Regions from separate parts of the Homo sapiens genome. Here regions 2 and 3 are each linked to region 1. A link is a contact called in ENCODE Hi-C or POLR2A ChIA-PET data. All regions are on one chromosome and are shown on one strand. Each heading gives the region's core, a stretch centred on a gene start or an enhancer-like site at or near the end of the contact. The rest is flanking DNA. Distances are from core to core; before and after follow the strand shown. Region 1 has its middle 15 kb from the start of POU2AF2. Region 2 overlaps LINC02732 (long intergenic non-protein coding RNA 2732). Region 3 holds the start of RDX (radixin).

The links. A loop is a pair of places that touch in the nucleus more often than their neighbours do. ChIA-PET counts read pairs that join two places held with the same protein, here RNA polymerase II (POLR2A). Pooled maps may share reads with other maps.
Region 2: a map of MCF 10A shows a loop between it and region 1 (12-fold over the local background). The contact joins two enhancer-like sites. A Hi-C loop is called at or near these places in 5 of 168 maps with a recorded cell type or tissue (A673, CD4-positive, alpha-beta memory T cell, MCF 10A and 2 more), 4 of 37 single-sample maps with no recorded cell type and 20 of 50 pooled maps. POLR2A ChIA-PET finds 5 or more read pairs at or near these places in 1 of 52 experiments (CD8-positive, alpha-beta memory T cell).
Region 3: a loop to region 1 is called in a map of B cell, with 6 times the contacts of the local background. The contact joins the promoter of RDX here to the enhancer-like site in region 1. A Hi-C loop is called at or near these places in 2 of 168 maps with a recorded cell type or tissue (B cell and chondrocyte) and 6 of 50 pooled maps.

The regions. Positions count from the first base shown.
Region 1 is chr11:111,228,919-111,233,195 of GRCh38, reverse strand. No RefSeq gene overlaps it. Among named protein-coding and RNA genes, the nearest start is that of POU2AF2, 15 kb to the left of the region's middle. Within about 2 kb of position 2,660, at least 7 of the 41 ENCODE cell types and tissues checked have a DNase peak (open chromatin) inside an H3K27ac peak, as active enhancers do.
Region 2 is chr11:110,370,983-110,375,593 of GRCh38, reverse strand. All of the region lies in intron 2 of LINC02732 (long intergenic non-protein coding RNA 2732), which reads right to left. It overlaps LOC107984385 (a long non-coding RNA gene), which reads left to right. Exons shown (of 2, transcript XR_007062885.1): 2 at 3,425-3,810. Among named protein-coding and RNA genes, the nearest start is that of LINC02732, 18 kb to the right of the region's middle. Within about 2 kb of position 2,018, at least 3 of the 41 ENCODE cell types and tissues checked have a DNase peak (open chromatin) inside an H3K27ac peak, as active enhancers do.
Region 3 is chr11:110,294,208-110,298,241 of GRCh38, reverse strand. RDX (radixin) reads left to right here and starts at 1,628. Exons shown (of 14, transcript NM_002906.4): 1 at 1,628-1,775. RefSeq lists silencers at 1,246-2,045, 2,096-2,145, 2,156-2,255, 2,386-2,445 and an enhancer at 1,659-2,531.

The DNA of each region.
Region 1 (4,277 bases), core at 1,411-3,910:
ATGAGTTTGAGATCAGCCTAGGCAACATAGTGAGACCCCATTTCTACAAAAAATAAAAACCAATTAGCCAGATATGGTGGCATGTGCCTGTAGTCCCAGCTACTTGGGAGGCTGAGGCAGGAGGATTCCCTGAGCCTAGGAGTTTGCTGCAGTGAACCATGATTGCACCACTGCACACCAGACTAGGTGATAGAGTGAGATCCTGACTCAAAGAAAAAATGAAGGCCAGGCACAGTGGCTCATGCCTGCAATCCCAGCACCTTGGAAGGCCAAGGTGGGCGGACCGTGAGGCCAAGAGATCGAGACCATCCTGGCCAACACGGTGAAACCAATGTACCACATTTTCTTTATCCAATTTATCATTGATGGACATTTAGGAGCATTTCTATATATATTTTAATCCTCAAACTTTGGTTCATACTGTTTTCTCCACTGGTAACATTTTCTTCTGTTGTTTACTAAAATTTTATTTATCCTTCAAATCTTATCTTATACACATGTCCTCTGTGAAGACTTTCCTGTTGTCCCTGAACTGAAGGTGATTCCTTCCTCATTTGATCCCTGCAGATCTCTCTATTGTATTTGTTTTTCTTCTCTCAACTGTACTTATTCCTTTACTTGCTTTGTGTTCCCATTAGATCTTGAGTTCTGAGAAGGCTGAACTACCTATCTCCTGTAAAATGTGACCCAGAACCTTTTAAATAGTAAGTGCTCAAATATTTACTGAACATAGGGAAATTCTCTGAAAGGTGGTGAGGAAATAAAATGGAAGAGTCACTGAATGACTGAGTCCAGAAAAATAGCTTGATATTTTTCTGAACTGTAACATGAGAGATAAATAAACTTTATTTTGAAGACACTGTAACTCAGGGCCTGTTACAGCAGTTTAGCCTTTCAGGCATATACAATTGGAAACACGACTATGTTAAGTATGTTATGACATAAATACATCACTAATATAGACATAGGAAGGCTCATTCATTCATTGATCCCTGGGGATGATCAGTTCTGTATGATAAATAAATAAAGACCCAAGGGAGATCCCTTTAGCCTACATAAGTTTAGGGAGCTCTTCAATGGCCTGAGCTTTTGCAATAAGGAGAAACAGCAGTCTGGCAGCTGTGGCAGGAATCTGAGATCAAGTGGAGAGGCTCCTGACACGACTCTGACCAGCAAAACCATCTGACCGCTAGTGAGACTGAGCCCTGAGCTCAGCTTAGAACAAAAGGTGAAGTCACACTTCACTCAAGGATAGAGTCAACATTAAAAAGTGAAAATAAAGGTGAGTCAAAATAGAAAAGAGAGAACGGGGCAGGGGAGCCTGAAACTTTAGGGAGCTGAGTTACAGAGGCTAAAGGAAAGGTGAAGGAGTGAGTTGCAGTGTCAGTCCTGATATGCCCGAAGGGCAAGTCCTTGATGGTCAAATAGAAGAAATGCCATCCTCTGCCTTGGTCTGAATACTGAGGGGTTGCTGGGGCTGGGGTGCCTGGAGAGCAGATGTAACAAAGCCCAGGGGCAGAGAGAAACATCTAGAGTATCATTCTTAGAAAACATAACAGAATATCAATGCCTGCAGGGTCAAGGGTTCCATCACACCTTGCACGCTGCTAACCTGAACAGACTTGGGACCAAATCTGTACAGACTGACCATCATTCAACCTGGCATAAATTGACACTAAACTTGGCCACTTCCTGAATCTGATTTTGTCTGTTTTCCACCTCTCCTGTCTGATCCTTTGAATGCTTGAAATTTCCCCATCTCCCCAGGTTTCTAGAGGTGGAGTGAGGGAGCCCAATCAGCTGCCTAGTTTCCTGAGGTTGGACCCTGGCACAAACCCTTCTTATCAACCATCCTGAATTGACTTCACCAGTTGACAGCCTCATCTGCACCTGACACCAATGTATGAACATTGCTCAGAGTTCTAGAAGCTGTATTTAAACCTCTCCCCTCAGACTGAATCTCCTATCTGCCCTCCTTTCCCTAACTCTCCTTATTCACATGCCTAATCTAGACTACAGTTCTTTTGGGGGTGTTGAAATCCATTGACCTGACCTACTAACCTCCCTCACATAAAAGTTCTTGACCCTGGCCGGGCGCGGTGGCTGACGCCTGTAATCTCAGCACTTTGAAAGGCTGAGGTGGGCGGATCACCTGAGGTCGGGAGTTCGAGACCCCTGGCCAACATGGCGAAACCCCGTCTCTACTAAAAATACAAACATTGGTCAGATGTGGTGGCACGAGCCTATAGTCCCAGCTACTCGGGAAGCTGAGGCAGGAGAATCGCTTGAACCCGGGAGGCGGAGGTTGCAGTGAGCCCAGATCGGGCCATTGCACTCCAGCCTTGGCAACAAGAGCGAAACTCCGTCTCAAAACAAAACAAACAAACAAAAACAAAAAAACCCGAACAACAACATAATAGTTCTTGACCAGGCTGGCATAAAAAGGACATCTTTTAATGATGCGTAGCTGTAGGCTAGAGGGGAATGCAGAAAGGAGGCTTTGAGCATGAGTAGTTTTTGCTTTCGATTCCCTTTTCCTGCCTTGGGCGATCACGATTTCCCCTCTTGCCTCCTTTCACCAGGGACATTCATTTGGGAGTATTTTCAGTTTAAGCCACTAGGTGGTGCCTCAACCCTATCCGCAGCTCGCCAAAAGGGCTTGCCCCGGCAGCTGGGCAAGAGCGAGGATTTTTTTGGGAACTGCAGTGACCTGGAAGGAAGGTACTCTTTTCTTCCTGAAAATCGCGGACATCAACCTGAAATGCTCCTTCCATGACTGGTTGCAGAGAAGGAATCCATTTCCCGACCTTCCCTGCCTATCCCTCCAATTCTTTCCCCTACGCTTTGCTGTGGATCACTACATAGCATGGCACATAGAGGAGGTGCCTCTTTCTCTGAGTGGTCTGGGCATGCAGAACTCTCTAGTTTACCACAGGTGGGAAAGCCATGTGGTTAAGGGCACAGGCTCTGAATCTATAGGGCCAGGTTTGAATCCCGGCTCCACTTACAAATGATGTAAACATGGGCGAGTCACATAGCTTCTCTGTGCCTCAGTTTCCTCATCTGAGAAATGGGGAGAAAGACATTGGCCTGTCTCAGGATTGTTCCATTGTAATGATGTAGCTGTTATTTATTAGCACTAGATTTATTTGATCCAGTTAGACACTAGATGAAACCAAGCAAACTTTGGTCCTTGGTAGGCTCCATTTGCCATCTTCCTGGCCCTCACGATAAAATACGAGCCCACATCTTTTCTAGTCTTCTAAGAAGGATTCTTGGTATGCCTCCTCCTTCCAGGACTGAGAGAACGCTACTTCTCCTTCTGACCACAAAGCTGACACAAGATTGGTAATCTGCTCCCCTGGCCTTGAATTTTTTTCTGTGGGAGGCAGAACCCCTACACTGTAACTCCAGCGTTCCAACTCAAAGTTGGCTGCCCCGCCCCCCACATCCTGCCCACAATCAGCTTGCTCTCGGCACTCCCTTCCCTTGTAACCATTGTGCATCTAACTTGGCACTTTTGTTCTGGTTTACATTTCTGGGTACTCTGATATAAAACCTTTGAAATCAGTTTGGTATAAAATCATTTATTCAGTGATTCTTATAGCCAGGTACTGTGCCAATATGCTTTGTATCTGCTGGGCATTGTTACTGGAGTGCGTGTCTTCCCTCCCAGCAGTCTAGGGGTGGGAACCGGCTCTCCTGTCTGTCTCCACATTGCAAACAGTAGGGACTGCAAAGTCATTGGTTCACTGGCCAACTATTGGATGCACGGAGCTGTGAAGGGAGAGAACACAGTCAGCCCCCTGGATACAGTAGTCCTCTATTCTTTATTAAGTTTAAAATGAAATTCCCATCTTCTTAGGGGCTTACTCTGAAAATCACTAAGAGAATAACCTCTACTCTATTGATAACAACTCTTGGCCTCTCCGACTTCTCTGAACTGTTTGTGCTTTATGTCCTTCCAATTTGTCCTCCAGTTAGTGGCTTCTTGACTGACTGTTGGGGGTAAGTGAGGACTGGATAATGGGGAAAATAAAATCTTCCACGAGCTGAGGATTTTTGAGATGATCCCCCTCAGGTGTCAGGGTCTTGAAGCCTTGGGAGCCGTTCCCTGCCGCTAAACAGCTGTTTGATTTCCTCAGCTGGAGAACTAGCCCTTTCTTCCTGACCGGCTCACGCAGGAGCTGAACCTTTTGGTCAGGAGAGGATTTCTGTGTCTACACACAAAAGATATACATAGTCTCACTCATCCCTGACAAACAGATTTGTGCCTT
Region 2 (4,611 bases), core at 769-3,268, 860 kb after region 1:
TAATCTCCTTTACATTATCCCATTTATGAAGGCAGTCTTCATGACTTAATCACTTCCCCCAAAGTCTCCACCTCCATGCTATGACATTGAGGATTAAGTTTCAGCCTATGATTTTGGAAAGCATACCAACATTCAGACCATAGAACCAGCCAATGAGATTGTGGGCTATTCTTCCACCATACTCAATGGGCAAAGACATGGAGTAGGGCAGAGAGCTGGATTTAACCAGGGTTGGAGTTTGGCCAAGTGAGTTTAAAGTACAATTAAAAGGACAAGGGAGTTTGGGATCTATTCAAGAGGGTGACTATGATGGACCATCCAATTTCAGTTGGATAAGGAAGTTGAGGACAGCAAGTCACAGTCACAGTCTGAGCCAATTCTCAGTGGCCAGGGCTATAGAAGGACACAGGCCATAAGAAGATAAGGAGGAACCTTGCACTGCTGGCCTCTGACAGTGAGTAGAACCCAATCTCTCTCTAAGCCAGTGACCCAATTTCCTCTGTCTTAAACAGCTCATAGTACAGCTGGCTCTTTCTCATTCTTCAGGCTGCTGTGAAATCTTCCCTGACTTCCCCAGCATAGGACACAGATCCTCCCTGCTGTTCTTAATAACACACTTTTTTTTTTATTTCTTTCAGGGCTTCTCACCATCTGGTTATTTTATTGATTTGTTTACATGTTTATTGTCTGTTTTTCCCACCAGAATGCAAGCTCCACAAGGCCAGGAATCTTTCCTGTCCAATTCACCACAGCAGCCTCAACCTGGCAGACAGTTCAGCATACAGTAAATATTCAAGAAATATTCATTTAACAAATTAGTTGATATTCTGGGTTGCTTGAAATGCTAAGCACTATACTAAGATTTTTATACACATTTTCTCATTTACCTCTCATCAGTCAAATATTTACTAGGGAAAAGCTGAAGCTTAATGAAGTTATATAATTTGCCAAAGGTCACAGAGCAAAGCCAAAATTTGAAACCCAGTCTTTCTGATTCTGAAATCCCTCTTCTCACCTTTGCAACTTTCATAAACAAATATTTTGTAAACCAAGCAACCATGCCTTATGCTAAGGTTTATACAAGAAAGCCAAAGAAAAAAGGAGGAAGGAGGAGATGCAAGAAAAGTGGCTGTGGCCCTAATTTTTGTTACGGCTATGGCATCTGTTCATGTGCAGACATTCTATAGAGTTCCAAATTAAATCTGCTTTCTGATTCTGGGTTCAAAGTTGGGTTTGGTTTGTTTGTTTGTTTGTTTTTGAGATGGAGTCTCGCTCTGTTGCCCAGGCTAGAGTGCAGTGGCGCCATCTCAGCTCACTGCAACCTCTCCCTCCTGGGTTCAAGCAATTCTGTTTTGTAATCCCAGCACTTTGGGAGGCCGAGGTGGGTGGATCATTTGAGGTCAGGAGTTCGAGACCAGCCTGGCCCACATGGTGAAACCCACCTCCACTAAAAATACAAAAATTAGCCAGGCGTGGTAACCTGCGCCTGTAGTCCCAGCTACTCAGGAGGCTGAAGCAGGAGAATCGCTTGAACCCAGCAGGTGGAGGTTGCAGTGAGCCAAGGTTGCACCACCGTACTCCAGCCTGGATGACAGAGTGACACTCTGTCTCAAACCAAAAAAAAAAAAAAAAAAAAAAAAAATTAAAGAAGGAAAAGATGCAAGATCTTTGTTTAAGAGCCACTACGTTTCCTCCTTATATCTTCTTCTTCTTTTCTTCTTGCTTTGTCAACTTCCTTTCAACACACTGCCTCCTTTCTCCTGAAGTATTTGTTTGGCATCTCCCAAAGTATAAAAGAGTCAAACTTAAAAAGGATACTAGCGGGTATGAAAGCAACAAAACAGAATATACAAAAATCTTGATCACCCATAAAGATCTAGGATATCAGAGAAATGTGTATACATGTGATCAGGAGATAGTGAGTTCAGGAGTAAAGGAGAACAAAACCAAATGATAATGACTCACATGTAAAAGAAAGGGAAGGTTGTGAAATTGTTTGCTACATTAGTACATGGGACAAAAATGTGATTGAAATTGTGTCATTCTTCTAATAACATGAATGTCACAAGTAAAACTAAAACTAGCAAGAGAATGTGAATAAAAGGCCCAGCTTGAAATCTCAAGCTTTCAGAAATAATGTTTTTCTATTTGCATCTCTTAGTACTGCTACAGAAAATGACTCATACATAGAAGGTCCAGAAAGGAACTAAATTACAGTGCTTTAAAACAAAACAATTACCCTGTCGTACTCTCAGTTGTCTTTAAATGAGCAAAAAGAAAGCTGAGATAGAAACCTCCTTATTCACAGCCTACACAGAAGCTCGTATGAAGGCAAATGGCTATTTTTGCCTCGGGGTGTGCCAGAATCAGGGTGAAAACTTGAACCATTTGCATTCTTTCAGGTTCAGTTTGAGGAGTAGCCAGACCTGTCATCCCTGGGAGGTCGGATCAGGGACCTAGCGTGCTTTGTCCTCTTACCACCCACTGCATGAATTGCAGTGACAGGCTTGAAGGCCACCAAGTGTGTCACTCCTTGTAAGACTGGGAAGGGCTGGAAAGAGTGTAAGGGTATCATTCCTTACCACATAGTCTCCCCACTCTTATTTGTCTATAGGAGTAAAGCTAAGTGCCTATGATACTCCTGCTTGGTGCCTGGAGCTGAGGTGTTCTCCTAAGGTAAAGGGTGATCCTGGAGAAGGGGCTTTCCATTCTCCATGCACAGATGGACCTGTCCATCACTCACACCCTCCAGAATCCACAGTGAGCAAAGGCAATTTCTCCAAAATTATATCTATTTTATTTTACTTTCTTTTTTTTTTTTTTTGCATTTTTGCATGTTACAGGAAAATAAATGTGTTTTAATTTTTTTATCTTAAGACCTAATCACTTTTATTTCATATCCAGGGAGAAAAGACAAAATATTTTAAAATTGGCAACCGGGCATGGTGGCTCATGTCTGTACTCCCAGCACTTTGGGAGGCCGAGATGGGCGGATCACTTGAGGTCAGGAATTCAAGACCAGCCTGGCCAACATGGCAAAACCCCATCTCTACTGAAAATACAAAAAAGAAAAAAAAATTAGCCACCTTGGATGTGGGCATCTGTAATCTCCGCTACTCAGGAGGCTAAGGCAGGAGAATCACTTGAACCCGGGAAGTGGATGTTGCAGTGAGCTGAGATTGTGCCACCGTACCCCAGCCTGGGTGACAGAGCAAGATTCCATCTCAAAAAAATAAAATAAAATAATAAAATTAAAAATTGGCATTTGGGATAACAAGGAAGCTCCATTCTGAAATAGATTCCAATTAGATCAAAGATTGAAATGCTAAAAGGAAATTGCAAGGCACTAGAGGAAAACACGGAAAGAACCCCCATTAAATATTGTAGACTGACCATATGCTTTCATCTTCTCTCCCTGTCGTAGGCTAAATAATGGCTCCCAAAGATGTGTCTACATCCTAATCTCCAGAATCTGTGAATGTTACTTTATGTGGCAAGTACGTGGCAGATGTAATTAAGTCAAGGATCTTTGGATGGTTATCCTGAATTATCTGGGTGGGCCCTAAATACAATCACAAGTGTCCTTATAGGAGAGAGGCTGAAGGAGATTTGGTACCAACAGAAGAGGAGGAGGAAATTGTGATCATGCAGAAACTGGAGTGATGGAGTCACAAGCCAAGGAATGCCAGCAGCCACCAGAAGCCGAAAGAGGCCCTGCCAACACCTTGATTTAGGCCTAATGAAACTGAGTTTAGATTTCTGGACCCCAGAACTGTGAAAGAATAAATTTCTGTTGTGTTAAGCCCCTAATTTTGTGGTAATGTGTCACAGCAGCCCTTGGAACCTAATACACTCCCCAAGCCATCACAATGACGGTTAAGGGAAGTAAAACGATAAAATTCATAAAGATAAAGAGAATAACAGAAAAGGATTTCAATAAGTGTTTGGAAGATGGAAAAGGAAAGAATGAGAAGCAACTTACTTATCAGAGTAGAGAAAATTACCTGAGAGCCTGGAGAAAGGGAAGTGAATAAGACAGAGTCAGTTCTCCCCAGAGAAGCCAGACACAGGGTCATTGAGCACCAAGCAGGGGCAGGAGTGGGGTGCAGGGCTGGCACTGGGGATAGAGTGGAAACATTAACATGGACCTTGGATCCCTGGGCCCTGACTCCTCTGACACTGGTCTTCCTGAACTAGCTGCATCCCTTCTTGTCATGCCCTCCACTCCAGTCCCTGCCCTTGACCCCACCACCACCACCTCAGCTGACACACATCAGTTCAGCTCACACTCCTTCTGTTAGAAAGAACCAGTCACAAGGTTCTTCCTGAATGCAATGGGGCTGGGAAATGCTGAGCAGTGCCAGGCACAGGCTTCCTCTAAACCACTCTGCACCAAGGAAGAAGGACATTTTTTTGATGGTCTAATACCCGTCTCTGCCACACTCTCTAAGGCAATTAATTTTAAAATTTTAGAATACTGGAAATAAAGAAAAGATACTAAAAACTTCCAGAATGAAAAACCAGGTCACATATTGCCTTATGGATCAGCAATCTGACTGGCATCAGCCTTTTCAATAGCAATACAAAATGCCAGAAGACAACAGGGCAATG
Region 3 (4,034 bases), core at 379-2,878, 930 kb after region 1:
GTAAAAGAATTTCACACCAGTGTCTGGCACCTGACCAACAACAGTGAATCCTTCACTTTCAGTTGCAAAAGTGTGTTATATAATTTCATTTGATTAGTGTACTATGTAGGAATTTACATAATACTTTTTTTTCTTACCTACTTCATGGGAAGTATTACGTAATACTTTGACTATGCCTGCAACCTGATGTGGTAGGCTGAACAATAACCAGGATAATTCTTGCACCCTAGGGAGAGGTAAGGAGTGATCTTTTGGTGGTCCCTAAGAACCACAAGAACCTATTTGGTCGCAAGTCACACACCTGGTTCCCATCCTTGAGGAATTTGCTATCTAAAGGCCCTTGAGTTTAACCCTTGAGTCTCTTGGGGGCTTTTAATTGTTCGGAGAGGTCTCAAAGGGCAATAGTGGAAACTCACTGAAGAGGCAGGCTAGTGAAAGTGATTTGCAGATATTTCCTGGAAAAGCTACTGTCTCACCTAAGGTAAATGCTAAGGCAGGAAGTATAGGAGTTATTTGTCCTATAAAAGTAAGTATACTCAGGCGTTTTGTTATTTGAATCTAAAGTTTGTTCACAAAAGATAAGCTAAAAAAAGTATTGCAAACAGGGCAAGCCAGGCGAATCTGATTTTGTGCGCTTGCTGTTTGTATACTCATAGCAAGTTTTGCTCCCTGAATCATCCCAGCAGACAATACTGAGGGGACTCAGCATGGATTAGATGACAGAAGACTGATCCAGAAGTCAGGAGCTTCCTGTCTCATCCCAGCCACTAACTAAAGTGAGTGGGCTAGACTTAGTCTTAAGATCGAATGCCTAACTTTCTCTAAATCTAGAATTATGTAGGTTTGGCGGCTCTTTGGGGCCCTACTTCCAACTTTTTCTTGCTAACCAACTCCTTCCAACTGCCAAAGCATGTCGTTGGTAATAAAAAATTATCACACATCCTTGCTTGGATTAAAATTTGCACTCCTGATTTGGGGTCTTATCCATTGAGGTTTTGGTGAAGTTTGAAAATTGTCGCTGAAAAATTAAGTTTTTCTAGTTGGCTAAAACCTGCCAAAATAATGTAAACGTTCTTTGTTGCAAATCTAAATTCCGCTCAGGTAGGCCCTTTTCTCCTTCCCAGTCCAGGATCTTCAAACCTAACAGCCAAGTCTCACGCTTCATTTGGTCCCCGGCTCCCTCTGGGAAGAATTCCTCCTCTGGGGGCGACGGCAACGCCCTCAGTGAGTTTGCTGGCACCAGCGGGAGTTTCAAGTTTCCACTCGTTGGGGAGGCGGCGGGCACACTCCGAGCTTTGGGCTGGGCGGCTCCGCTTCCCTCGACCGCAGGTTTAGCTGGAGCCCAGCGCTCTCTGGAAGGGCTCGACCCTCCGGCGCATTCGCCCTATTTCCCTGGGCGCTCCCGAGCCCGCAGCCACCCACCTCGCGTTGGCCGGCCCCAGACCGCGACCCCCGGCCACGCCCGGAGCCAGGCCTGCGGCTGCGAGCCTGCGGGAGGGGCGGGGCGGGGGCGGCCCCCAGCGGCGGCGTTGGCGCTCAGTCCGCGGCGCGAGGACGGCCGGCCGGCAGGGGGAGGCGGGGGGGCGCCGGGCAGCCCCGCCTTTTCCCGCGGAGGCGCCGAGCGGCCATATTGCGGAGCTGTCTGCGGTGGCGGCGGCGCCTCTCGTCTCCCGCGGGCCAGCGCTCGCACCACCGCTTCTCCCTCCCTGTCGCAGCCGCGCCGCCGCGCAGCGCCCCAGCCACACGCCGGCGGGCAGAAGCCGCCCGCTCTCCGGGTAAGGCGCGGCGCCCTCCCTTCCCCCACTCCCCGCTCCCGGTTCCTCCGGAGACGCTAAGGTGGCGGCGCGAAGTTGCGGGGCCCGTGCTGCCCGGCCGTGGCGCCGCCGCCAGGGCTTGGCGCGCCTCCGCTCGCGCCCAGCTGGCCGAGGCGCCACTGTGGTAACGGCCCGGCCGGCCAGGCTCCTCCCGGGGCTGGTAGGGGCCGCGAGGCCCTGCCCGAGTCGTGGCTGAGCCGCGGCCCGAACGTGCCTGGCCGGGCCAAAGTCGACCTTCGCCGCCGCGGGATTCTCCTTTCCTCGGGGCGCGGAGTCTGCCTTCAGCGCCGGTGTCGGACCCCCAGCGCCCTGGGGACGGTGGGCTCCCGCTGCCTGGACTGGGCCCCGGGCCCGGGCTGGCATGGTCCCAAGGGTTGTTTGAAAATCCAGATATTCAGCGTAGGTAGAATTCGATTTTACATTTATTAGAACTTGTTCCCCGGCCTCCAGTTTGAAAGGAGGGGTGTTAAATTACTAGAGAGCGTGCGTTCCGCCCCAGTGGCAAAGGGGATGTTGCATGACAGGCTTTGGGGCGCCAGTCGCTCCCGCCGCTCGCACCCGCCAGGCCAGGGCCGCGGTTCCCGGCCGCAGCTCTACCTGCTGCTGTTGCAGCTCTCGGAGCCCTGTAACTTTCTCGGGCCCTTGAGGCCGCTCAGTTTTAGTGTCTCAGACCCCACCAGACAAGTTCAGTACATGATATCCCTCTTTTCCTTTAAAGGATTCTAAACTCAATTCCCGGACTAACTTTGAAAGGGGGCAGTGCATTTTTGTTTTTTTTTTTTTTTCAGTTTAAACAGACTACATCACTTCCTAGACAGATGTCATGTTTCTTCAGACATTCCCAATATTTGGTGGTTTTTTTTTTTCCTTAAAGAGTAGTTACTAGGTTGGAAATGTGTTAAAAGTCAACTTCATAAAAATATATTTTAAAATACATTTGAGATTTTGGTGGAAGACACGTTGCTGAGGAACTCGATGGCATTCTTGTGGCACTAAGACTGGCAGGATGTAAATATAAAAGTCTAAGATAATAAGGGTTTATTTGATAAACGAGTACTTTGACATAGACATTGTAATCTATTGTTTAAGGAGCATACTTCTTTTTTTTTTTTTTTTTTTAGAACACTAAATACTCTTTTATATGACTGATGGAGCTAAGAAGGAACAATTACCCCGTTCATGTTGCTGGATAAATAATGGCTTGATCCATTTGCCAAAACAGCATCACTGGATTTGAGAAAGGAGACTAATATTCAGGATTGCAGTTTTTTATTTTCAGAATTTCTTTGCTTTCCCCAGTGTGCTTTATCTTCCAGAGATTAATAATACTTTCCTTCAAATACAGCAACATGTAAAACACTCCTTTTGAAGTTAATCGTATGCTGTAAAGACGATTGCAGTGACTTTCTTTGCTTAATCGCTTTTTTATATATGATGGAATTTAATAAACAGTTGGTATATTATTAGCAAGGAATGAATAGACATTGGCATTCTTTACAGTTTTATTTAAATGAGACAGAATTTGATTGTGGCATTGAAAAAACGTTGAGTTCTTGACCTTAGGAATCACATACAATGTTTTGTTCACTCCTGTATCCCCACACATGGAAGAGTATGTAGGAGAGTCTCAGAAGTAGCTGTAGAATAGATGTAATTAATTTGGGTGTAGGGAAAATACGTTGAGTCTGTCCTTTTGTTTTTTTTTTTGAAATTGTGATTAATTAACTGAAAGTCAAATTGATTACTTTCCTTTTGTTGGTAAGAAATGACAGACTTTGCTGTTGTTTCCCTCCCTTGCTGAGTCTCATTAGTCTCCGGGATGGGGAACGCGTTGTCTTTTGTTTATTGGTTCACTGTTCCCAAAAGCAGAATTGGATTTTTTTTTTAAGTCGATAAATTTTTACTCAAGGAATTCCATGTTGTGATTTCTTCCACTGTCCATCAAGGTCACTTTAGATCCTCTAAAGAGCTAGAGTCAAAAGATTTATCTTCAAGTTAGTCCTTTTTAATGAAACCGATGCTTATTTTAATCCAGTTAGCCCATCTCGCTCTGTCTCCCAGGGTGATATGCAGTGGCATGATCTTGGCTCACTGCACCTCCGCCTCCTGGGTTCAAGTGATTCTTGTACCTCAGCCACCCGAGTAGCTGGGACTACAGGCGTGCGCCACCATGCCCGGCTAATTTTTGCATTTTTAGTAGAGACGGGGTTTTGCCATGTT